6 separate regions of the Homo sapiens genome follow, and all the other regions are linked to region 1. The links are chromatin contacts, found by Hi-C or POLR2A ChIA-PET in ENCODE. All regions are on one chromosome and are shown on one strand. The core of a region is the stretch at or near the end of the contact, and the rest is flanking DNA. Distances in the headings are between cores, read along the strand shown. Region 1 holds the start of FALEC (focally amplified lncRNA regulator of ECM1). Region 2 holds the start of LYSMD1 (LysM domain containing 1). Region 3 holds the start of PI4KB (phosphatidylinositol 4-kinase beta). Region 4 holds the start of H2AC21 (H2A clustered histone 21). Region 5 holds the start of SEMA6C (semaphorin 6C). Region 6 holds the start of ZNF687 (zinc finger protein 687).

Region 1 (4,245 bases), core at 1,267-3,766:
TATTTATTGAAATAGGGCACATGGGAAGAAGAATAGTTGGAGGGTAAAGAGGATGGGCCCACTACTTTTTTCTTAATATTTTATCATGAAAAATTTCAAAAATACAGAAAAACTGACAGATTGTACAGTAAACAACCATATACCTACCACCTAACTTATTGCTATATTTTCTTCTTCACATCTTTCCATATACCTAGAAGAATTCATTTTTGAAGCTGAATTTGTGATATCTAGGAGACATCCAAGTGTCCTGTGTAATAGGCTGCTAGTGTAGAGTGCAGAAATACATTAAGAGCAGGCTACAAGTGCTGCCTCCTTTTCTTCATCTCCCATTCATACTCAACTCTCCAGAATTTGACTTTTGACACCTTCCGTTTGAAGTTGCTACCACTGAGGACACCGACTACTGAGAAGTCCAAAATTGAACTCATGTCTTCCCTCTGTGAAACCTGCTCCTCTTCCTCCTGTATGTTCTGCTGCCTTAGTCAGTATGAGCTGTGAAGTACCATAGACAGGGTGGGTTAAACAGCAGAAATGTATTTCTCACAGTTCTGGAGGCTAGAAGTCCTAGATCATGTGCCAGCATGGTCAGGCTCAGGTGAGGGCCCTCTGCCAGGTTGCAGCCTGCCAACTTCTTGTATCTCACAGGGCAGGAAGAGCTAGAGAACTCTCTGGGGTCCCTTTTATAAGAGCACTAATCCCATTTATGAGGGCTCCACCCTCATGACCTAATTACCTCCCAAAGGCCCCACCTCCTAATACCATCACACTGGGGGCTAGGATTTCAACAAATGCATTTGGGGGTACACAAACATTCAGTCTGTAACACTTACCTTAGTTACCACAGCCTCAAACTTGGTAGTCACCCTAGACACCAGCAAACAGGTTCTCTCAACCCTATCTCCTGAAGAGCTTTTAAAAAAAGTCCCCTCCCTCACCATGCCCTCAACCTTTTTTTTTTTTTTTTTTTTGAGACGGAGTCTGGCTCTGTCACCCAGGCTGGAGTGCAATGGCACAATCTTGGCTCACTACAACCTCTGCCTCCTGGGTTCAAGCAATTCTTCTGCCTCAGCCTCCCAAGTAGCTGGGATTAGAGGCATGCGCCATCATGCCTGGCTAATTTTGTATTTTTAGTAGGGACGGCTTTCACCATGTTGGTCAGGCTGGTCTCGAACTCCTGACCTCGGTTGATCCACTGGCCTCGACCTCCCAAAGTGCTGGGATTACAGGTGTGAGCCACCGCGCCTGGCTAGGTATATTTAAATATACCACACTTTCTGTGTTATTTCCTCTTCCTGGAAGATCTCCCTGAAGGCCAGGCTAGGTGGCTGTCTCAGAATTCTGAGAATATTTCTAACATTAGATGTTCAAGTCTCCACAGACGCTAAAGTCCCTGAAGGTGGTGTTGTAGTCTTCGTTATAGCCAGAGTACTTTTAGCACTCTGCCTAACACAAAAAGGACTGTTTACTTTAGCTGAACTTTGCATACATTCAATGCTTTGTATATCCTTCCCTTTCAACAAAACCCTACTCAAGCTTGAATTCTGTGAAGCTTTCCCTGGCCTCTCCAATAATTAGGAGCTCTGACTCCTTTACTTTACTCACCGCCCCTGAATTGAGCAAGTTATATTTTAATAGTGTATACAACGAATTGCAGTGAATGTTAACACGTTCACCTTTTATTGCTAACAGCAATGCTACCCGTGCTTCCAGGCTCTATCCAAACTCACTGCTTCCAGATAATAGCTGGCTGGTCCCTAGGGAGAATTCTTTAACTCTCAGCATTTGATGCTCAATTCAGTACCTCCTCATATTCAGCACTGTAGCTTACAAGTGCTCTCCGGGTTCCCTTCCTCTCCTCCCCGACAGACTAAACTGCTAGGGTTTGGGACCGCAGTCCTCCTCTCCTCTGACTCCCACCTCTCTGCAGCATTTGGCGCTGCACTTTGCAAACGCAGCTCTAAAGCATCTCCGGGAAGCTCCTGCACAGACCAAAGCCCCCCCGCTCCCTTTTTTTTTTTGAGACAGAGTCTCCTCTCTCGCCCAGGCTGGAGTGCGGTGGCGCGATCTTACTGCAGCCTCCGCCTCCCGGGTTCAAGCAATTCTCTGCCTCAGCCTCCCGAGTAGCTGGGATTATAGGCGCCCGCCACCACGCCCTGCTAATTTTTTTTTTTTTTTGTATTTTTAGTACAGACGGGGTTTCACCTTCTTGGCCAGGCTGGTCTTGAACTCCTGACCTCGTGATCCACCGCCTCGGCCTCCCAAAGTGCTGGGATTCCAGGCATGAGCCACCGCGCCCGGCCCAAAGCCCTTTAAAGACAAGTCTCCGCTTGCGGATTCGCCCGCCAGGTGACAAGGCTTCGTGGGCCAGGACTCCGCCCGCTCCCCGTGGGCTGGGGCGACCCAGGCCAGGAGGGTACACGTGGGACCGGGGGGTAGGGGAATTGCTGGGCCGGCCTTTTCCCCCTGCCTCCCCCGGTTCCTCTGTCCTGGAGGCCGTAGGAGATGCGCAGGACGCCCGCACATGCGCAGTGTCACTCTCGAGCTCCAGACTCGAGCGCGGCGGGCAGGAGGCCCAGGCGGCCCCGGGCTCCCGAGACTGGGCTGCCGGCTCAGGGGCGGGGCACAGCGCTGCCCTCGCCCGCTCATTGGCTCGCGTGCTGACGGACAGGTGGGGCGGACAGCCGGCGAAAGATCTGAGGAGCCGCTGGACTGGAAACTGCTACTGGGCTAAAAATACTTAAGTAAATAAATGAAAGCCTGTGGAGGAGGAGAGGAAGGAGAGGCGGGCGTGGGTTTGGGAGCAACTGAGGCTCCGCTTGCCCCTGGCTGGCGCAGGATGATGGTTCTTGGTTCACTCTCTCCGTCTCCGCTAGAACTGGAGCGGAGAAGTCTGCTTTCTGGAAGGTCGTCCTGGCGGCGGAGTCACACAGGACTTGTTCCCCTGGGACTCTTCATTCCGAGTCTTCATTCCGATTCTTTCAGATCCAGCCTTGAGGCCTCGGGTTCCTGGGAGCAGCTTTGTAGGGCTTGAGAGTCCTAGTCACCGCCACCCTCGGGTCCAGCTCAGGTTGGGGGCTACAGCTCCGTCCCTCCGGCACTTGGGACGACACTCTTTGAACTGGCCTCCCAGCGTCCCGCCTTGCTGGCTGCCGACTAAACTTTTTTTTTTCTTTTTGAGACTGGGTCTCGCAGGTTGAAGTGCAGTGCCGAGACCATAGCTCTTTGGGTGGCTGGGATTACAGGCGCGCGCCACCTCCCCGGCTCTCCGACTAGACATTATTTTATTTTATTTTATTTTTGAGGCACAGTCTCGCTGTGTCGGCCAGGCTGAGTGCAGTGGTGCGATACTGGCTCACTGCAACCTCCACCTCCCAGGTTCAAGTGATTCTCGTGCCTCAGCCTCCCGAGTAGTTTGGATTATAGGTGGGCACCACCACGCCTGGCTAATTCAGTAAAGATGGGGTTTCACCATGTTGGTCGGGCTGATCTCGAACTCCTAACCTCAAGTGATCCGCCCGCCTCGGCCTTCCAAAATGCTGGGATTACAGCGTGAGCCAGTGCGTCCGGCCTAGACATTCTTAAAAGGCAAATTGGAACACATCCTCCGCTTGAAAACGCCAGTGCCCCCTGGGCCAGGGCACCAAGATCCACTTAAAACCCTGCGGGTGAGGCATTAGTGATGAGCTCCTGCTTATCATTCCAGCCATATCAGAGAGGAAGGCCACCAAAGAGTCAGGTCCTTTCAGCCTTGACCCTTGTGCGCACTCTGCCCGCTCACACCCTCTACTTCTTTACTGGAGAAACTCTGACCTCAACGCCCCTCCTGTGCACCTGTGCTGCCCCCAGCCCCACTCCCACCTCGGGACGTTCCTGTCATGCTCAGAGCACGCTGGGGGCCCTGTACCACAACACTTGTCACACCTGCTAGGCTCAGGGACAGTGAACAACCTCAGGGCAGGGGCTGTGTGTGTTCTGGATGTGTATCCCCAAGTCTAGCAGAGTGTGCATAGATAGGGGTTCAATAAATGGATATTGGCCAGGCACAGTGGCTCACGCCTGTAATCCCAGCACTTTGGGAGCCTGGCCAACATGGTGAAAACCCGTCTCTACTAAAAATACAAAAATTAGCTGGGTGTGCTGGTGCACGCCTGTAATCCCAGCTACTCGGGAGGCTGAGGCAGGAGAATCGCTTGAACCCAGGAGGGTTGCAAGTTGCAGTGAGCCAAGATCGTGCCACTGCAC
Region 2 (4,041 bases), core at 940-3,439, 650 kb before region 1:
TATGACTCCCAACCTCTTAAAACAGTGCTTCTTAAACTATATTTCTCAAGATATTAATAAGTTCTGCATACAAAGGATTTCAGAATCATGAATTTGGGAAAGGCTAGCTTAAAATTTTACAAGTTTTTTTTAATCTTAAGACTTTGTATAGTTTTTAAAACTGTTATTCTTCAAGTAGAATTACAAAGTGCCATTTCCCAAACTTTATTTAAAAATCACAAAATTCTCCTTTTCTTTTTCTTTCTTTTCTTTTTTTTTTGAGATGGAGTCTCACTCTGTCACCCAGGCTGGAGTGAAGTGGTGTGACCGTGGCTCACTGCAACCTCTGTCTCCCGGATTCAAGCAATTCTCCTGCCTCAGCCTCTTGAGTAGCTGGGATTACAGGCACACACCACACACCCAGCTAATTTTTTACATTTTTGGTAGAGACAGGATTTCACCATGTTGGCCAGGCTGGTCTTGAACTCCTGACCTCAAGTGATCCACCCACCTCAGCCTCCAAAAGTGCTGGGATTACAGGCGTGAGTCACCGCGCCCAGCCAAAATTCTCCTTTTCTTGAAACACTAAGTAACATCTCCAGAACACTAGTATTCCTCAGAATACACACTGGAAAACTCTTTTAGAGCCATCTGTCTCCTTCTGAGCCTTCCTACCTCTGGCTTTCCCGTCCCATACCTGTACTTCCGGCGGCAGCAACTGTTATAGTGGGGAGCTCTGTGCAGAGCACTCTGGGTGATAAGTCGTGTCTGAGTTAGCAGAGGAGCCTGGTAAGGAGATGGGAGACAGAGTCAGAGCCTTCAGCCCTCCGCCCTTCCAGCCTGGTGTGTGCAGCAGGGTCTTGCCTAGAACACACTCTCCACTCTCTGATTACCTCAGCTTTGGTTTCTTCCCTTCTCAATTCATTCTGATGTTTTGGATTCTGCTTTCTTTCCTTTCCCGGCTGCTTCTTGCCATAGAAAAGCTGCAAGCCTGAGGAGAAAGGGAAACAGAATTAAAAGCATAGCACCAAGAGTGGTGTGCAGAGATTTCGAGGGTTTATTCCCCATCCCGTCTTCCCCCTAACTTACTGGACAGATGTTTCTTGCCTGCACGGTGGGCAGTCAGCATGGCCAGGGTGTCCAGTACCGGTCGATGGGGGCAGATGGCACAAGCAAAGCTGAGCAGGGGTAGAGAAGAGGATAAGTGGTCCAGGGGAAGAGGGTTGGGCCCGTCCCTGCCATAGGTCCCACCCTGTCCTAGCAGTCTTTGCAAAACCCAACTCCCTGGTGACCCAATCTCCACTTCTTCCAGTCCTCACTGGCCGCCAAAGAATCCTAGGTACTCCTGCTGTCCTAATTAATAACAAAAGTTTGTTGAAGCCAGGCGTGGTGGCATGCGCTTGTAAACCCAGCTAATCGCGACGCTGAGGAGGCAGGATCACTTGAGCCCTAGAGTTCGAGGGCAGCCTGGGCAGCACCGCGAGACCTCCGTCTCAAAGGAAAAAAAAAAAAAAGTCTATTGAGCCTCTAACCGCAGAACCCTCAGGCTTGAGCCACTCCTTGCTCTTACCGTCCATCCCGAAGCATCAGCGCCTCATCCTCTGGAATGTAACTGGCTAGGAGGTCCCCGACTCTTCTTTTCTGCAGGGAGTAGGGGAAGAAATCCGGACGGGATCAGCGGGATAGGAGAGAGGGGTGGAAGTGAAATTATAGAAATGAGGAGTGAAATGGAATAAGGACCCTGGGGAGAACAGCGATCATAGACCGAAAAAGGAGTCACTACACAGCTCTAAGTCGCCTGGTTCTCTCCTGCACCCCCGAGTTGTTGCCAGAGCAATGAAACAAAGCTCCTTCCCAACCTTCAGGGAGCGACTGAAGCGGCTCCAGATCCTCTCCGCTCACGCTTACTTTGAGCACATTGAGTTGACTCCAATCGTCTCCTTCCCTCTTGAAAGACATCACGACTGTGAGTCCCAGAAGTGATAAATTCTCTGTTCCGGTTTCGCCACTCCTCCAGGCCACCGTAGCAAGAGCGGGACAGCGCCTTCTCTTTTTTCCTTCTCTTCCTGTCGGCCTCCGTACTTCCGGGGACGCACTTCCACGCATGCATTGCGCGATCCGGAAATCCACTCTCTGGTGCTCGGAGGGAACTGCATTTCCTATGGTGCCCTGCGACTCCGCAGACGCGGAGCCTTTTGGGAAATGAAGTCTTTTCTCAAAGACCTTGCCGCTCAACTGGATCCAGGCCCTTGCATCTTGGCGGATCTGAGGCGTTTGGAGGGACAACAACCTAGATGTGGAGCCGAAATTTGAGGGTGTGACCTATCTTATGCGGAGCGGACCTTTGAGGATCTCTGAGTGGAAGGTGTACTACAAATTCTTGCAATCCTCACGCTCTTCGTCTGCGGCGACAGTTCACCTGGGGTGGGCCTGATTTGTTCCTGACTCTAGCAAACAAACCCCGGGACCGGGGAGAGCTGGGATGTTGGAGCGCCCTGAGGCCAGGCTACTTGGGGGCAAACTGAGGAAAGAGTGTTGAGGATTATTTCTAGAGTTCAAAGGTCAGAGGTCAATGTAGCGAGGAGTTGTGGGGGAGTCCAAAGTCGGAGGGGTGCTTAGGGGAGAATTAGGGAGGGACTGAATACTCAAGGGACAGATTTGTGGATAAGTAGCTTGGAGGGAGGAGAAACCGGGAGGGGGCAGATGGCGTAGTGCTGGGGAGGCGGGGACACAGGGGAAGAGAGAGGGGGAAAGGAATCCCCTGAATATTCATTCCCAGACTTCAGGCCTGTCAGTCGCAGTCTCGGTCGTACCTCCCCTAGTTGCAACCTTAGCTGTTGGCAGGGTGAAGAGATGGCTTCCCCGTCTAGACAGCCCCCGCCAGGGGGGTCAGGACTGCTTCAAGGGAGCCGGGCTCGTTCATATGGAAGCCTGGTGCAATCGGCCTGCTCCCCAGTGAGGGAAAGACGCCTGGAGCATCAGTTGGAGCCCGGAGACACCCTGGCTGGACTAGCACTCAAATATGGGGTGACGGTGAGTTTTCCAGGATTGGGGTGAAGACAACAGTCAGGAGGGATTTAGTCCTGAGAAGAATGTAGTGGCCCTTCTAGGTAACCTCCCCTGAAATGTTCCTAATGTGTTGCACTCTGTTCTGCCTTTATCTTTGTTTTCCCATCACAGTGTTGCACAAGTCCTGCCCTACTATTCCAACGGAGAGGAACAGCTCCTATTTTATTATGCCAGACACTGTGCTGAGGGCTTCACATACGTTAGCTCATTTCACCCTCACATCTGTATCAAGTATACATTTATCGTTCCCTTTTGGCAGATGAAGAAACTGAGACTTGGATTGGTTAACCAGTTTGGCTAAGGTCAAATAATGAGCGTCAGATTTGGGATTCAAACAGGTCTGTCTGACTCTATTAACCACACAGAAAATTTTATGTTGAGAGTGATTAAACGTTTACAGCAACTAATGGAGAGCTGATTTTTAGTTCTCAGTTCCTAAAGTGCCCACCTCTCCTTGCTCTTGGTTCCTCCTCAATGCTCTGCCTTCTTTCCAGTAAGGTGGCCTCCTTTGTGCAAAACAGGTACTCTACACCAAGTATTTCAGGTCATGCATGGGGGAAATTGGATAGATGTAAAAATGTACAGCATTGAAGTTGATGGGGTTACTCCCCCTATCCCTGCCCCTGTTTTCTTGTTCCATCTCACTCAAACAAATGTTGAATTTAGCCAACATTTTTATGCTTGCTGTATTTAAAGCACTGTGATAACTTTTCTGGGAGATAGAAACTTAAACTATATGGTTGCTGTCCTCATGTAATTTATGGCCTAATGAGAAATGAACAGGGACACAAATAATGATTACAAGTGACAGAATGTGGTGAGTTTGTAAAGGTATTAACAACGAATAGGGGTCAGGCATGGTGGCTCACCCCTGTAATCCCAGCACTTTGGGAGGCAGAGGCAAGTGGATCACCTAAGGTTACGAGTACGAGACCAGTCTGGCCAACATGGTGAAACCCTGTCTCTACTAAAAATACAAAAATTAGCCGGGCG
Region 3 (3,858 bases), core at 804-3,303, 810 kb before region 1:
CTGTGCCCAGCTGACAAATTTAAACTATCTTTGGCACTCTTGTCCCCATTCTTTGTTCATCTTTCATACTGTACTCCTGCTTTAACCTAGCTTGTCTGCTTGCCCTCTCCTCATGATATGAGCAAATTCCCATTTATATTCTTCAACATACAATTTTTTTGCTTTCAGAATGCTCGCTTGTCTTTTATTTTGCTGGGTTATATCCAATATCTATTCTAAGACCTGACTCACAATATTTCTAAGAAGCCTTCCATTCATTCATTCACCATATACTGGTGTGTGTGTGTGTGTGTGTGTGTGTGTGTGTGTGTGTATGTGTGTGTGTCCATACACATATAGGCCTTCCAAATTAACTTAAACTCCACTATGTCCCTTCAGCAATTAGGTTAGGTACCCCATTTGTTCTACTGTTGTATATACTGCATGTTTTACACAGGCATTTTCAAGCTATTACACTTTATTCTGCCTTCCAATTAAACATTGTAGCAGTGACTCTTTCATCATCTATCCTGTATGATTGTCCCAATAATTAATAATAAAGTACTATAGTAGCAACTTGTACTCTCTTGATCCTAACAAAACCCTGTAATGGGCTAATATTACTTCATCCATATGTCTTCTTTGTAGACATAGAAACTGAGGTTTAAAGAGGTTACATTAGTTATTCCAAATCAAACGGCTTGTAAGTGGCAGGGAAGATGGCATTCAAGACCCGGGCTCAAATAACTAGCCTCAATGTATTAAGTAAGGCACTAATGAGGGGCATTGCATATTAAGTAAAGCCCTAGGAAAGGCATTGAGATAGAGGTTCTGAGGACAAAGAGGGCTCTAAATCAACAATCTTAACCGAAAAATACACAAAAAACTTGCTGGGCGAGGTCGGGCCTATAATCCCAGCACTTTGGTACCTGAGGCCGGCAGATTGCTTGAGGCTAACAGTTCGAGACAAGCTTGGGCAACATAGCAAGACCCTGTCTTTACAAAACAAACAAACAAACGAAAAATACACAAAAGCAACACCAGAGGCCCATTTGCATGGCGTGTTTTTGTTTATTTGTTTGGCCTAATATGGTTTCGTTTTGTTTGGAAGAAGGGATTGTGCCCTCCAAGCCTTTGTCGTTTCACTCACCTCTCCCAACCTGGCCCTGTCCAGCCCCTCCCTGGAGGGCTGGGCATATGGATGCTGGAGGTCACAGGCTGCCCAGGCAGGTTGGTGACCTCGGAGGCAGAACCACGGCCTCGAGTCGGGCCTCTAACGGCGAAAAGACTGACGCGGTTGGACCGCGCCATTCCCGAAATGTTAAGGAGCTTAAACTCCGCATCGTCCTCCAAGATAAGTAGGAAAAGGGCAGTCAGAAAGAACGTCTTCCCCGTCCGCCGTCTTCCTGCGCGCCCTTCTAGGAACCCAGCGTCCATCCCACGGCCTGATTTACTAAGGGAGTCTTGTAGCATACGGGAGGGGGAAAAGTCATTGATTGCAATTACGGTAATTTGGTTAGTTACTCAAACGGTCGTTTACATATAACTTGCATGTTAATATACTTCTGGAAGTATGCATATGTCCATACTTCTTTAACAGGGCACCCACGGCCGCCTGCTCACCCTACTTATGCAGCAAATTTTACTTCTCTCTCGGCTTCTTTAGCCTCGCAAACGCTATCGCTTAGGTCCGCTTCTTAAATATTGGCCCCTCCTCCCACCCGTAAGCTCCTCCCTTCGCCCTCTCTCCCTCGAGAGCTTCCAAACATCTTTTCCCCGCCCCCTTTTCTATTTCTGAACAGGCATGTTCCAGGCAGCTCACCCGACTCCTTAGATTACTATGGAATCGGTAGGGTCCTGACCGCTGGGGAAGCAGGAAAGCGTATCCTGGGAAGAAAGGCTTGGCTTGGACTCCGGAGAAGAATACTACATCGAGACCTGCTGGGGAATTTTATTTTATTTTATTATTTTTTTGGTCTTGGTTGTACTGAGGGAGGAAGAAGAGGTTGTGTGGCCCGGTCGAACTTGTGGCAGCCTGAAGGCCCCCTCAGGCGGCGCCGCGGGCAGCCCCGCAGCCGGGGCCTGGTGCAGCCTCCGCGGCCGCTGTCAGGGAAGCGCAGGCGGCCAATGGAACCCGGGAGCGGTCGCTGCTGCTGAGGCGGCAGTGTCGGCAGTCCAACCGCGACTGCCCGCACCCCCTCCGCGGGGGTCCCCCAGAGGTAAGCTACTCCTCCTTCATGAGTCACCTTTGCCCTGTTGGGTGGGGGGGGGGGTCCCTCTCCCACCCTGTCCCGCACAGTCTTCCCCACCTGAGTTCGACTACGAAACTGCCCTCTTGGTGTCAGCTGCACCCCGGGTTCCTTCTCCACCCTTTCCTCTCAGGCCTGGGGTCCTCCTCCGCTTTTTGGCTTCCTCTTCTATTAGCTCCTCCCTCTGCCTCGGGGATTCCCCCCTCCCTCACTCATCCCTGTTGCCTACGTCTCGAATAATTCTTTTTTTTAAGTCATGAACCCTTTCCATATCAGACGACTCCCATAATGCCCATCCTTGTCCTTCCTCGTCGTCTCTGCCCCTGCCCCAAACCTTTTCCATGGACTCCACCTTTATCTCTTTTCCTAGTTTGCACTTTTCCTCCTATGTCCCTGTGCAACTCCAGCACTGGGTTCCCATTTCCCTGAGCTAAAGATTGCATCCCTGTCTTCCTGTGCTGCTTCTGATTCCATTACCTCACTGTCACCCACCTACCCAGCCAGCTCCTGGCTTCCAAGAATTGCCTGTTCCCTTCTCCTTAAGGGATCTCGGGCCCTTGTCATCAATCCAAAAGTACCATTTACATTCTTACTTTGAACCTAGTCCTCACTCTTCTCTGGGATGCATTATGATCCCTATAACTTTCTTTAGCTTCTCTTTCTCCCTCCTCAATCCCCCAACTTTCTAGAGGTTTCTGTCTGTAGGGGAGAGATTTGACAGTGCCCTTCCCATTCAGGATTTCCAACTTTGACACCTCCCTCGAGTTTCAGGGATTTCTCTGATCCTTGTGACATTTGTTCTGTTTTTCCCGTGGGCTTCATGTGTTCTCTGTTACACTCTTTATCTCCACATACCACTTATTTCAGGATCAACTAAACCTTGAACTAAGAAGAAAAATGTGTTGTGAGCAGGGGGAGCCTCAGCTGCCTCAGGCCGTTCAGGACAGAAGGGTGTTTCTGAAGGCCGGAGCAAGTTTTGAAGAAGTCCCTATCAGATTACACTTGGTTGACTACTCCGGAGCAGCCACTAAGAGGGATGAACAGGCCTGCGTGGAAATTGAATGAGATTGTGAGAAAACTTGTTTCAGATTATTTAATTTTAGGCTTTTGTTAAAGGAATCACAGAATAGAGTGCCTTCTCACCCCTGTCCAGATCCATGAGGAATCAGTTTATTCTTGTGGTTTACTAGAATAGTTTTGGTTGGTTCCATAAGAATTCAGGCCTGGAGTGGGGTAAGGGTATAACTGGAAAAAGGAACATGAGACAATGGAAAGAGCTTGTACATTCAGAATCGGGACTCCTGGGTTCAGCATGTGACTTCCTCACTTGACCTCTAGAGTGATCCTTTTGGAAAATGCCCACTCTCTGTAGGCATCAGTGCAGTAATAAGTTGGTAGCAGGATGTGGGTTGGGGGAAAAAATCAGATTTGGTTTATTTGTTTACAAAACATTTTGGGTTCCTCAGGCAAAAGGTATTTATTAGTAGTGGTTTAGTCATCCTGAGAATTTTCCTTCACCTTGGTCTTTCTGTCAGATGTTTCTAGTCCACAACCAGGGGTGTAAGTCATTTTGAAAGACAAGCTCCAGGCCTGCTTCCTTCATCTGCTTTGCTTTTTCCCCCAGTGCATT
Region 4 (4,136 bases), core at 331-2,830, 630 kb after region 1:
AAATTAGCCAGGCGGGGTGGTGGGCGCCTGTCATCCCAGCTACTCGGGAGGCTGAGGTGGGAGGATCGCTTGAACCCGGGTGGGTGGGGGCGGGGTGGAGGAGGCGGTGGTGGAGGTTGCAGTGAGCTGAGATAGTGCTCCAGCCTGGGTGACAGAGGAAATTCCGCCTCAAAAAACGAACAAAAAACCCACAAGTCTATTTTTTCTCTCTAGCATTCTACCTGACCTTAAGGGATACTAAGGAAAGGGTGAGAATGGTGTAGGAGATGTAGAACTCCCAGAGATGGGACGTTGAGGAGGAAGAAACACAAGAGCTTTCAGGTTCATCTGTTATATGGGATAAAAGAAAAAAAGGAGAGCTTTCAGGAAAGATTTCTAAGACCGCTGGAGTCATGCCAGCGATTAGTGCCTGACGGCAAAATTACCCTTTCCCGGCTGTTGCTGAAATCTAAGGGATGATGATGAGGTGGACAAGGGAGCATGGAGAAAAAGTCTGAAGGGATGTTAAGGAAGCAACTGACTGGATATGCTAAGACGAAGGGAAGAGTAGAGTAGATTTCGGCTTAGGTATCTGTAAGTATGCTGGTGCATTTCAGGAAAAGAGGGCAAAGAGGGGAGGTTGTTTGTATGAGTTCGCGTTCGGATAGGCTGAGGTAGAGTTTGAGTTTGAGGTGCTCGTTGGGATAAGTAGGTTGAAGTATTCTGTAAGCAGTTAGGCATAAGGGTCTGAGCTTCTGAAACAAATTTGGACGTTAGTTGAAAGCATATAAATGGGTAAGACTCTTCGGGATAAGTGAAGAATTGGAGACAGGGAAACAGTCCAGCTGGACTCGCAGATTTAGAGATGGGCAGTGGCATGGGGGAGCAGGATAAGAAAAGTCGGCGAGGTAAGAAGAAAAACAGGGCGACATTTTGAAAGCCAAGGGAGCAAGTTTGAAGGCCGCCTCCTGGAGGTCAAGAGGAGGATGACAAATCTATTCTAGCCTCGGTCAAACCGGATTCCGAGGAGTGCAGGCGGGTGGGGGTGGGGCGGAGACACGCCGCTGCGGGCGACTTAAGTTTAGGGGCGAGAAAGGAGGCAGCCTTAGTAGTACATGTATTTTTAAAGGGAATTTGGCTGTGACGAGACAGAAAGGGCGGGACTTGGCAGTTTAGAGCTCAAGGGGATCATCGGCTTCAGAATCCCCTACTCTTTCGTGAGAGTAACTCTCCGTCTAAGGATGTCTTCTGCAGTTCCTTAGGGTCCATATTGGGATTTCCCGGCTGTAAACTAAACAAAGCAAAGCAAAACAAAACAAAAACCCACAGTGCCTCTCAGTAAAACAAAACCAGTATTTTGTTTGAAAGCCTGCTCTCTTTAAAGATCCTGGCATGCAAATAAGGGGCTTTAATGTGGCTCTCAGCGATTGGTAGATACTTACAAAATCCGTCATTTCCTTTCAGTGCAGGACGCAAACCAAGAGGCGGCTTTCTGCTTTTCTATTGGCTGTTAGATACGGCTCCGCTTTTAGCCAATCAAACGACTTCCCTTCACCCCTCCCGGTAGCTCTTATAAATTACATCAAATTGGTTATTCTTTCCACATTCTTCTCCTTGTAAAAGAAGCTGTAACTGCAATTTTAGCCGTAATGTCAGGACGCGGAAAGCAGGGAGGCAAGGCCCGCGCTAAGGCCAAGTCGCGCTCGTCCCGCGCTGGTCTCCAGTTCCCGGTGGGGCGAGTGCACCGCTTGCTGCGCAAAGGCAACTACGCGGAGCGGGTCGGGGCAGGCGCCCCGGTGTACCTGGCGGCGGTCCTCGAGTACCTGACCGCGGAAATTCTGGAGCTGGCGGGCAACGCGGCTCGGGACAACAAGAAGACGCGCATCATCCCTCGCCATCTGCAACTAGCCGTGAGGAATGACGAAGAGCTCAACAAGTTACTCGGGGGTGTCACCATTGCCCAGGGCGGCGTCTTGCCCAATATCCAGGCTGTCCTGTTGCCCAAGAAAACGGAGAGTCACAAGCCTGGCAAGAACAAGTAATTAAGAGGCTTGACACCATACTCATTCACCCCAAAGGCTCTTTTAAGAGCCACCAAAGTGTCAAATGAAGGGCTGATCACGAAATAGCGCATTAGCTCTTTTTTTGAAAACTTGGGTGGCTCTAAAAAGAGCCTTTGGTCTTGGTTTGTTTGTCTGCATTTATTTGCTTTTGGCTTTGTGGCTTTCGGTTTTCTTTGGTAACAGAACGGCCTGGATGTTAGGCAAAACGCCGCCCTGGGCGATGGTGACTTTGCCCAGCAGCTTGTTCAGTTCCTCGTCGTTGCGGATGGCCAGCTGGAGGTGACGAGGGATGATGCGCGTCTTCTTGTTGTCCCGAGCCGCGTTGCCCGCCAGCTCCAGGATCTCGGCGGTCAGGTACTCGAGGACCGCCGCCATGTAGACGGGCGCGCCGGCCCCCACCCGCTCCGCGTAGTTGCCTTTGCGCAGCAAGCGGTGCACTCGCCCTACCGGGAACTGGAGGCCAGCGCGGGACGAGCGCGACTTGGCCTTGGCGCGGGCCTTGCCTCCTTGTTTGCCACGACCAGACATGACTGAAATCAAGGTTAAACACAGACAACGCTCAGAACCTCGCAACAAAATAAGATTGAAAGAGAACCAAGAGGAAAGCCTTTATAAGCTTTCCTAGGGGTGGGGTCAAGAACGAGTTTTTCATTGGTCCTAATATGGCTTCAGAACCGGCCAATCAAGTCAAGAGTCGGTGTTGTTACGTACGCATTGCTGAAAACGCAAGGTCCGCACACGGACCAATGGAAATGAACGACTTTCGGAGCCCTAATTTGCATAAGGTGGTTATAAAAGAATCAGGCCCGCCCATTCTCTTACTTCTTTTCTTGGCTAAGCCGCGTTTGTACTGTGTCTTACCATGCCTGAACCGGCAAAATCCGCTCCGGCCCCTAAAAAGGGCTCCAAGAAAGCCGTCACCAAAGCCCAGAAGAAAGACGGCAAGAAGCGCAAGCGCAGCCGCAAAGAGAGCTACTCCATCTACGTGTACAAGGTGCTGAAGCAGGTCCACCCCGACACCGGCATCTCGTCCAAGGCCATGGGCATCATGAACTCCTTCGTCAACGACATCTTCGAGCGCATCGCGGGAGAGGCTTCCCGCCTGGCGCACTACAACAAGCGCTCCACCATCACATCCCGCGAGATCCAGACGGCCGTGCGCCTGCTGCTGCCCGGCGAGCTGGCCAAGCACGCCGTGTCCGAGGGCACCAAGGCGGTCACCAAGTACACCAGCTCCAAGTGAGTCCCTGCCGGGACCTGGCGCTCGCTCGCTCGAGTCGCCGGCTGCTTGACTCCAAAGGCTCTTTTCAGAGCCACCCACCTAATCACTAGAAAAGAGCTTGTTCACTTATTCCCTTAGTTTCTTTTCATAAAGTAAGTTATTTTAGTGTGAAGGTCATGGGAAATGGCATACGTAGCTTTTTAACTATTTGGAACTCGAGGTCCCCAGTGCGTCATTGGATTTGCTTTTGAATCTAGAGCGTGTCTTTACTCATTGTGCTGCTTAGCCTTCCCAGGAGTCGGTTCTCAATTAGGCTGTTGGGAATCCGCCTCTTTACCCGCCCCCACTCCCGCCCCACACGCGCCCTGGTGGCTCCTTGGGTCTGTTTCATTCTAAAACGAAGTGGCTGAGTTCGGCTGTCATTTAAGAGAACTCCAGGACACAATTCAGCCCGGGTTCCGCAAACACTGCGTGACAGCTCTGTATGACTGACGCTTGGCAGCAGCTTTTGTGTCCGGTCACCAGTTCTGCCGTGCGATGGGGCCTCCTGTGGATACCAGCCGTTCTGTGTATTTTGGACGAAGGCCGCGCAGCCGGGTCCCAGCCTTGTCCTGATTGGGCGACAAGAATATTCAAAATTCTGCGCCTTTTTCTAATTTGTAGATTTCAGTTTCCGTCGTTCACTTTGAGACTTTGAAATTCCTATTTCTCATTTTGTTGATAATTTCTGCATTTAATGGTCTGTGCTTTAAATGGTAACGCTACGGCCCCAGGTCACTGCGAGGCACTTACCATGTAGATACGGGCTCAAAAGTCACCTCTCAGAGACCTACGTCATCCACTCAGGAATTCGCGCCTCTCATACTTGCCTG
Region 5 (3,925 bases), core at 698-3,197, 630 kb before region 1:
TTCAATGTAGCTTTTCTTTTGAGACTTGGTGTTGTCTTTTTAATAGTTTAGTACTATTAAATATTTAATATTTAGTACTGTCTTTTTAATAGTTTAGACTTTTTAATAGTTTAGTATGTGCAAATCTTATTTTAATTCAAATATATTATCATTTTCTTAAAGTCTGGAACCACAACCCACAGTGGATTGTGTAGTAGATTGTGTCTCAAGTAAGTGTTTAATACTTACTGGATTGAACTGAGATTTGAGCTGGGTCCTAAAACTTTAAATGAATTACACCTTAATCCCCACTCACTAATCTATTCCATAAGCATGTATCTGAGTACCTAAACCCTGTGCTAGGAGCTGAGGAGATTTCTTTTAACCTCTCAGTGCCTCTGTATTTTGAGGTGTCTTTCTCTGAAAATTTCTTTCCAGCCTTTAAAACAACCCCAACTGTCTGACAGTTTGTTGAATTGCCTTGGACCCAAGATCCCTCGGCCGTTAATTCTGTGTAGATATTGTCCCTGTTTATCTTCTTCTATTTTTTTTAGATCTGACTTTACTGAGTTACTGTTCATCTTACTGGTTCACCTGGCCTTAAATCTGTCTCTCTGTCTCTCTCTTTCTCTGTATGTGCGTGTGCACATGTGTGTGTATGTTTAGGTCTCTTGTGTACTCGCTGTGGGGCTTAGCCTAGTTGTTGATACTCCCCTCCCTGATCACAGTCCAGTTAAGGCTGGCCTAAAGTGGCAAACCCCTTCCCCCTCCTTTCCTCTAGTCCAGAGTCCAAGATGTGGGTAGAAGTGTTCAGTCAGATAAAACTATCTGAGAATGCCAGTGTCTCCCAGGCCACCCACTTTCCTGGAGAATTTTGAGAATGTCTTTTGTCCCAGCCCCACATAGAGAAGAATCCTACCAGGCAATACCAAGGTACCAAGCAATCCTGTCTGTAGTAGTTTATTCTTCCTCCTCACTGACATTCCCAGGGGCTTTATGAAGGGTGGGGAGGGAGAAGGGGCAGTTTTGCTGTTTGGAGGGATGTCACGGTCCTCTGAGGAAAGGTGGGACGTATGTCTGTGGGGCAGGAAGGCTGTGTGGGTTACTTTATCAAGTCTTAGCGTTGCTACTCTTTGTGCCTTTCTCTGAGTCAGTTAGTCTTGATTTCCACATCTGTTTTGGCTTCAGCCTCTCTCACCTGCCCTCTTCCATTACCCAACAGCCTGACTGCTAGCTAGTTCTTGCCATAGTGGCCCAAACTCATGCTGCTTTGTAGAGGTGGGAGGGGAGGAGATCATGGAAACAAGGGAAACCTCCTGCTGACACCTTCCTTTCCTTTCCCAGGCCTCCAGCCCCCACGCGCATGCTAGGCCTCCTTATCCGGGTCAGGACGAACCAGAGGAGGCCTACGGGGAGAAATAAGGAGACAGAGGGACAACGCATAGAGAGGAGCAACAGAGAGTTGGGGGCAGAGTCAGGGAGATGCGGGATGCGCCCTCGGGAGCAAGGTCGCCCAAGCCGTATAGGAGGGGAAGGGAGGACGGATCGCGCAGGCTCTGACAGCCCAGCCCAGCCCCGCGAGGCTCCCAGGTTTCCTGTCTGTTTCTCCTCCCAGCTCCTCTTCCTCTCTTGGGAAATTTCTCCCCAGAGCCTCTCCTGTGCCAGCCTGTCTCTGCTTCTGTATGTATTTCTTCCTCTGCCCGGTGTCGGCGACTGTCCGTGGGTCTCTCCATCTCGCGTCTGTCTCTGGTCTCCAGTTCAGCCTCCCGGCCTGGCCCTCTGGGTGGACGGTGCTCCTGGCGCCCCTCCCCGGGCAGCACTATTGGCGGAGAGGTGACGAGAAGGCGGTGTCTAGCCGCCCTCCGAGGGCGGGATTAGTCGCGGCGACCCAAAGGCGGGCAGGAGGTGGGCCCGGCTGGGAGGCGGGCGGGGCCACTGGGGCCGAGCCCAGAGCCCCGGGCGGTCGCATTGTTTTCCTCCGCGGATCCGCGGCTGGACTTGGACCCAGGGCTCTCCCGACAGCGCCCTGGAACCCAAATTCAAGCACCATCCAATTCGGACGCTCATCGCATCTCGCCTGAGCACAACCACGGATTGCGAACTCAGCGCAGCGCGTGGCCGCTGGCCGCCCGCGGCGATCTCGATCCCGCTGACCCGAATCCTGGAGCAAGTACCCCGGGCAGGGAAGGGGCTGCGGGGAGGCGGGGAGGGAGCAGGAGGGCGCGGCCGGCGGGGGGCAAGCTTCTGAAGCGCTAGGGGACCAGGGAGGTGTCGGCGCCCGGTGTGCCTGGCTGACGGAGAGGGTCAACGAAATTGGGGTGCAGGGAGGAAGGAGGGACAGTGGCCGAGCCCCGTAACTGTACTGGTGAGAGCAGAGTCTGGGCACCTCGTTCAATTGGGCTTTCGTCGAGTCGCATCCCGCTGGACTGGGAAGCGCGAAAAGGGATTATTTGAGGCGCGCTCCGTAGAGAGCGTGGAAAACCTGGCCCCTTGCTTTCCCAGCAAGGAAACTAGGGCTCCGAGACCCACGGAGAACTAGACCCTCCTGACGCCCCTGAAGGGATGGGAAGAGGGACGCATCGTTCCGGACTTTGTGTCACGGGTGCTCCTCTGTCCTTGTGCAAGCCGGAATCTGAGCACCCTCTGAAGGGTTGGCTCGTGCAAAGAGGCGGCGAATGGGGCCCTCGAGCAACATCGGTCCCAGCGCCTATCTCCTTCCTTCAGCCCGCTCGGCCCGGGGCTTTGTTAGACTGAGGTCTCCCAAGGAGGACATCCGAGCTGGCAACTGCCTCCTGAGCCCACGGTCCCCACTGAGCGCCGGCCTCAGGCCCGCCCTCGTCGGTTCTCAGCCTCTGGCCCTGTTTCCCTGGCCTGGGAGACCCGCCTCCGCTCCCCAACCCCCGCTCCTATCCCCTCTTCGTCTGCGCCTGCAGGCCCCTCCAGCCCCTCCTCTCGCTAACGTGGCTCTGGGACCCGGTCCCGGCCCAGACTCTGCTACCGGCCCCTCCTCGGAGCCCCGGATCCGGTGAGGGGGAGACAGGTCGAGCCCCTGGCCCTAGGCCCACCTCTTTTCGAGGCTTTAGACACCTGGATTGTCCTGGTTGGGGGTTGGGTGGGAAGGAGGGTAGGTGCTGAGTGTGGGGCTAAGAGCTAAGAGTGGGGGAAATGGCTTGGAGAAAGGAAAGCTCCGGTTCCACAGGCTCCTTGGCGCGACCCTGCTCCCTCTGAGGAAGGTGGACTGGGGCGGGCGACCAGCCCAAAGGCTTCCTGCTATTGTCCCCAGCCCAGTCTCCCCTTCTCCATCCCTTCCACAGCTCTCCTAGACTCTGGCTGTGACCCCAGCCATTCCCCAGAGGTGGCTTCGGGGCCAGGAGAGAGAAGGGCTGTTTCCTCTTCCCAGCAACGGGAGGATCTGGAAAGGGGAGAGTCGGCCAGGTCTCTCCCATGTGCTTCAGATGGGGTGTGTGAAGCAGCTCGGATTCTTCCAGGGCAGAGTGATCTTTTCTCCAGGCCAGGAGTTGAGGAGCTGACCAGATGCTGCTTCCCAGAAACAGCTACAAGAAGCCCTCTTAAAGGTGTATCATAGTTGAGTCTAGAAGGCCAATGCAAAGGCCAGCCAAGTGTTTGTAGAGGCTGGACTAATCCAGCCTAAAGTGGGGTGTGAGTGTGTGTGTGTGTAGACTGAGTGGAAGGGAGGCACAGCCTGCTCTCTCAGGGAGGAAGGAAAGGGTTGAGGGTGCTTGCTATCAGATCATTTTGCCTGGAAATGAAGAGCATGTAAATGAGATGCAAATTAGCCTCTATTGTCCCTAGCTAAGGCGCTTTTGCTAAGAAGGCTGTTGGATTCTGAGGGCCTTAACATGGGAGTGGTCGCCATGCCCCACAAACTCTCCCAGTGACCCCCTTTGCCAAGGCTAGCCCTGTAGTTCTAGCAGTTTCTAGAAAG
Region 6 (3,774 bases), core at 910-3,409, 770 kb before region 1:
AGAGAAGAGACAGAGGGGAAAATGGTGATGGCAGCCTGGTCACAAGGGCCCCAGCCTAGACCTCTCCTGTCACAAACACCTGCTGCTCGCTCACTACCTTCCCCAGAGTGCCTGGCCCTCCCCTAGCCAGCCCTTCCTTCTCCACCCCTCCCCATCTTGCTTTCCCGAGGCTAAAACTCCCAAGATACATACACATTTCTCCAGCACAGCTGCCACAGTGGGAAAAAGCCAGGCTCCCTCAACCCTCACCCATCATTTCTGCTCCAAGCTCCTCACCCCATTCCATCCCCTAACTTTAACTCCTCACCCTTTCCATTTTCCTGTGGCAACAGTAGCCCAGGAAGTTTCACCTAGCCTCAACCTGGCCAAGTGCAAAAAATAAAATTAAAAATCCCACAAGAATTATGTGGCACTAATCCAACAAGCAGGCCAGCTCAGAGTTTGTGGGAGACCCAGGTCTGTCCCCTACCAGTGTCTCCCCATGAGTGTTTCTGTATCTACGAAGAAGCAACTAAAGAGTCTATCCCTATCCATTCCCTGCCCAGGTTGCAGGCCATTTCCCAGCCAGCTCTCCCACCTCTCTCCAGTCTTCAGACTGTAACTAGAGACAGTCCCAGCAAGTGGCAGCTGGGATTGCTGGGACCAAGGTTGGGGTGGGGGCAAAACCAAAGGGGGAGTCCTCCCCTCACCCCCACCCTATTCAATTCTGCAGAATCTGGGTTTAAACAAAAACCCTTGTCTCTATAGGCCTGGCTCCTAAGCCTGGTTCCCTCCTGACCAGAGGCCTGAGCTACCTTCCACTCAGGTACTCAGAAAAGTGGACTGCTACAACGAAGACCAGCGGGGACTAGGAGAAAACACCTGCGAACTCACCCGCCCCCACACCCCGCCAGCCACCTCCCTCTTGGGTGCCCCAGTGACTTAGAGGTCATCCGATGGCCACCCACCCAGAGCAGACAGTCGACCAAGCAAGCCGCCAAGCTCAAGCCAAGGAGGATCAGGCCTTCCTGCGACTGCTGAGCCCTGTCTCTAGGGCTCCTATCTCCCCCGCCCCCTTTCCCTCTGTGGTTCCCCAAAAGCCAAAGAGGCTGAACAGGAAGAGGCTGAACAGGCCCAGGTCGAGTGGGGGCTCCACTGACCTTTGCCCGGGCCCAAGGCCTGCAGCGCAGAGGAGGGCGAGGGGCTGGCGGCGATTAGGTTGAGGCCAAGCTGGGTAGCAGACGGAATTAAGTCCCTGCCATCTGCCGAGGGCTGGCGCGGGGAGCAAGTCCTGGGTTTCGAGGAGGGGGCGGGGTGTACACATGAGAAACTACAAGGGAAACTGAGGCGCGCGGCCCTTCTCTCACTCGCACCGGCGTGCGAAGCGAAGGCCGGGCCTCAGCCAGGCCAGGCCCTTTGGGAGCTGCTGCGCAGCACCTGGGGACCCAGGACTACACAGGATAGGGTGGGGAGCTGGAAAGAGGGGAGGAGAGAGGGGACGGTCTCTGCGCGACTCTCAGCTCTCTAGCTGGGGTCCGTCCCAACTCGGACCTCGTCCCCTCCCCTCCGGGCGCAGCGGAGCCTCCTCCCGCCGCGCACTCCCGGAGGCTCGCTAGAGACTGGAGACTGATCGGGGGGTGCGCAGGGGGCCGGGGGCGCAAGCCTGAGTCTTGCCCGGGCCCGGACGCTGACCCGCACCCAGTCGGGGTGCAGGTTCTGCTCCGGCCTGGCCCAGGTCCCCCGCCCCCATCCCCGGGAACGGACACCATTTTAGGTCGCGACATCCCGCAGCCTTCAATCTCCGGGCCGCACTTCGGGTGCCTCTCGAGCCGGGGGCGCCAGGACCTGGGGTTCTCGACCCTCCTGGGGGTTTACCCGGCTACGGACTGTGCTTACAACAGGCCAGGAGTTTCGCCCATCCGCCCCAATGGATGGAGGCGGTGTCTGGGCCTTCCTAGAAGCCGCCCCAGGGGGCGGCGCGGAGAAGGGGGTAGTTGACCAAGTGGGGGAGGGGCGGGGGTATTTACCCGCCCCCCCCAAGGGGGCGGAGCCAAGGGCGGGTATTTACCCCAGGCACGCTTACTTGTTCCGCTCCTGGTGCGGGCCGAGACCCGGCGGTCTCTACCCCGCTCCAGCCGCTGCAGCCACCGCCGCCCTCCCCGCGGCCGCCGCTACTTCCTGCTTCTCTCCGGTTCGGCCTCCCCACTCCCTCTCCTCCCTCCGCGCTCCAGGTCTGGGCTGCCCGTTTTCGCACTCGCCATTGGCCCTTGCCCCCGTCGCTCAGCCCTGTGCCCCTTCCAGCCCCGCACTGGGTTGGCCCTAAATACTGCCGCTCGGAACTAGCCCCGCACAGTCCTCTTATGCTCATTGGGCAAGGGGCCGAGGCCCTCTGAAGATACCTCTCCCCATTGGCTGCGCCGGGGTCCGTCTGCCCCATCTACGAGTCTCGTAAACGATTGGCCTCCGCCACTGTCGCTTAGAAAGAAGCCAGCCTGCTTCCCAGCTTGCCTACTGGAAGGGGGAGCACCCAGGTGCGTCTCCGCCCCTCGCTCCCTACTGGCCGCTCGAAGCTTGAAGCTGCAGTTCACTTTCGCGAATGTAAGGAACCCAGCTTCTGTGTGGTGGGCACTGAGAGCAGAACCGCATTGAGTCGGAGTGGAGCACAGAAGTGTAGGTCCTTTTGCGCTGTTTCAAGCTAAACCCGTGTCACTGATGCCGTACAGAAGTTACAGAATGGGACGCCACCCCAAACATTACGTCATCCGCTGACCATTTCCTTGCGGTCTTCCCACCGTCTAAATCGCCATATAATCTGATGGATGGGGTCCTCGCGCGGTTCAGCTCCTGGGCGACAGCGTAACCCGTCGCTCCTCCCTCTGCGGGAGGGCGTGGACGGGGCACGGGATTTGGAGCATGGAAGGAATCGGGACCTAAAGGTTGGGAAGGGCTCGCGGACCGGAAGCGGGGGAGGTGACGTAGGAGTGCTGGCGTGGCCGGGCCATTTCCAAAGAGGCATTAAAGGAGCAACTGATAGGCGTCCTAAGTATGGGCTGGGGGGGGAACCGCCAGCTCCATTTCCCATTTAAGGGCTCCCCTTTTCCCCGCCCCCAGCATGGAGTGGGGGTGGGGTCAAGGTCGAGTTTTCCCGCGCTTTGTTGCCACGCCCCCTGGAGGCGGGGGAAAGGGAGGAGTCGCTCGGAAAATGAATCTCCTTGATGCTCTAATAGCACTCACTGGCAGAATTCGTATGCAAGCCCAGTGTGCCACCTCGCGCACGCAGCCGCTCGTTAACGGCGTGTTTTTATTTTTTAATTAATTTTTTTGAGGCAGAGCCTCACTCTGCTGCCCAGGCGGGAGCACAGTGGCGCGATCACGGCTGACTGCAGCCTCAACCTCCCAGGCTCCAGTGATCCTCCCGCCTCAGCCTCCTGAGTAGCTGGGACTACAAGTGAGCGCCAAATCGCCCTGCTAACTTTTTTATTTTTTGAAGAGACAGGGTTTTGCCATGTTGCCCAGGCTGGTCTCAAGCAATCCTACAGACGTGAGCCACTACTCCCTACCTTGGCGAAGTTTTTTATTTTTTATTTTTTGAAACGGGGCCTCATTCTGTCGTCCAGACTGGAGTGCAGTGGCGGGATCTCGGCTCACGGCAACCTCCGTCTCCCAGGCTCAAGCAATTCTCCTGCCTCAGCCTTCCGACCAGCTGGGATTACAGGTGTGCGACACTACCCGCCCGGCTAATTTTTGTTTTTTTCTTTTTTTTTTTTTTTTGAGACGGAGTCTCGCTGTGTCGCC

The links. A loop is a pair of places that touch in the nucleus more often than their neighbours do. ChIA-PET counts read pairs that join two places held with the same protein, here RNA polymerase II (POLR2A). Pooled maps may share reads with other maps.
Region 2: a loop to region 1 is called in a pooled map, with 6 times the contacts of the local background. The contact joins the promoter of LYSMD1 here to the promoter of FALEC in region 1. A Hi-C loop is called at or near these places in 7 of 50 pooled maps. POLR2A ChIA-PET finds 5 or more read pairs at or near these places in 3 of 52 experiments (AG04450, GM10248 and GM12878).
Region 3: a pooled map shows a loop between it and region 1 (4-fold over the local background). The contact joins the promoter of PI4KB here to the promoter of FALEC in region 1. A Hi-C loop is called at or near these places in 1 of 50 pooled maps. POLR2A ChIA-PET finds 5 or more read pairs at or near these places in 4 of 52 experiments (K562, Panc1 and activated CD4-positive, alpha-beta T cell).
Region 4: a pooled map shows a loop between it and region 1 (3-fold over the local background). The contact joins the promoter of H2AC21 here to the promoter of FALEC in region 1. A Hi-C loop is called at or near these places in 2 of 50 pooled maps. POLR2A ChIA-PET finds 5 or more read pairs at or near these places in 2 of 52 experiments (AG04450 and CD4-positive, alpha-beta T cell).
Region 5: a loop to region 1 is called in a pooled map, with 7 times the contacts of the local background. The contact joins the promoter of SEMA6C here to the promoter of FALEC in region 1. A Hi-C loop is called at or near these places in 7 of 50 pooled maps. POLR2A ChIA-PET finds 5 or more read pairs at or near these places in 3 of 52 experiments (AG04450, CD8-positive, alpha-beta T cell and GM10248).
Region 6: a loop to region 1 is called in a pooled map, with 25 times the contacts of the local background. The contact joins the promoter of ZNF687 here to the promoter of FALEC in region 1. A Hi-C loop is called at or near these places in 7 of 50 pooled maps. POLR2A ChIA-PET finds 5 or more read pairs at or near these places in 2 of 52 experiments (activated CD4-positive, alpha-beta T cell and activated T-cell).

Annotation. Positions count from the first base shown.
Region 1 is chr1:150,514,023-150,518,267 of GRCh38, reverse strand. FALEC (focally amplified lncRNA regulator of ECM1) reads right to left here and starts at 2,516. Exons shown (of 6, transcript NR_186305.1): 1 at 2,206-2,516; 2 at 148-495. RefSeq lists a silencer at 2,322-2,691 and enhancers at 2,782-2,931, 3,002-3,071.
Region 2 is chr1:151,164,050-151,168,090 of GRCh38, reverse strand. LYSMD1 (LysM domain containing 1) reads left to right here and starts at 2,189. Exons shown (of 3, transcript NM_212551.5): 1 at 2,189-3,012. The coding sequence starts at 2,833. It overlaps TNFAIP8L2-SCNM1 (TNFAIP8L2-SCNM1 readthrough), which reads right to left. Exons shown (of 7, transcript NR_144937.2): 2 at 1,550-1,620; 3 at 1,069-1,157; 4 at 873-970; 5 at 677-765. SCNM1 (sodium channel modifier 1) reads right to left here and starts at 1,947. Exons shown (of 7, transcript NM_024041.4): 1 at 1,888-1,947; 2 at 1,550-1,620; 3 at 1,069-1,157; 4 at 873-970; 5 at 677-765. The coding sequence starts at 1,938. RefSeq lists enhancers at 1,899-1,948, 1,295-2,001, 1,969-2,248, 2,002-2,707.
Region 3 is chr1:151,325,611-151,329,468 of GRCh38, reverse strand. It overlaps PI4KB (phosphatidylinositol 4-kinase beta), which reads left to right and starts at 2,053. Exons shown (of 12, transcript NM_001369623.2): 1 at 2,053-2,198. RefSeq lists a silencer at 1,616-1,685 and an enhancer at 1,621-2,545.
Region 4 is chr1:149,885,409-149,889,544 of GRCh38, reverse strand. H2AC21 (H2A clustered histone 21) reads left to right here and starts at 1,580. Exons shown (of 1, transcript NM_175065.3): 1 at 1,580-2,076. The coding sequence starts at 1,629. The coding sequence ends at 2,021. H2AC20 (H2A clustered histone 20) reads right to left here and starts at 2,627. Exons shown (of 1, transcript NM_003517.3): 1 at 2,134-2,627. The coding sequence starts at 2,570. The coding sequence ends at 2,181. It overlaps H2BC21 (H2B clustered histone 21), which reads left to right and starts at 2,863. Exons shown (of 1, transcript NM_003528.3): 1 at 2,863-4,136. The coding sequence starts at 2,905. The coding sequence ends at 3,285. RefSeq lists enhancers at 770-889, 692-1,286, 1,510-1,799, 1,820-1,959, 2,370-2,429 and 5 more.
Region 5 is chr1:151,144,653-151,148,577 of GRCh38, reverse strand. SEMA6C (semaphorin 6C) reads left to right here and starts at 1,947. Exons shown (of 19, transcript NM_030913.6): 1 at 1,947-2,145. It also overlaps a transcript of LYSMD1 not described here. RefSeq lists silencers at 1,470-1,529, 1,740-2,199.
Region 6 is chr1:151,280,684-151,284,457 of GRCh38, reverse strand. ZNF687 (zinc finger protein 687) reads right to left here and starts at 2,159. Exons shown (of 9, transcript NM_020832.3): 1 at 2,063-2,159. It overlaps ZNF687-AS1 (ZNF687 antisense RNA 1), which reads left to right and starts at 2,529. Exons shown (of 2, transcript NR_135595.1): 1 at 2,529-2,915. RefSeq lists enhancers at 1,048-1,117, 1,426-2,311, 2,358-2,587, 2,618-2,817, 2,312-3,196 and silencers at 1,538-1,697, 1,978-2,257, 2,939-3,279.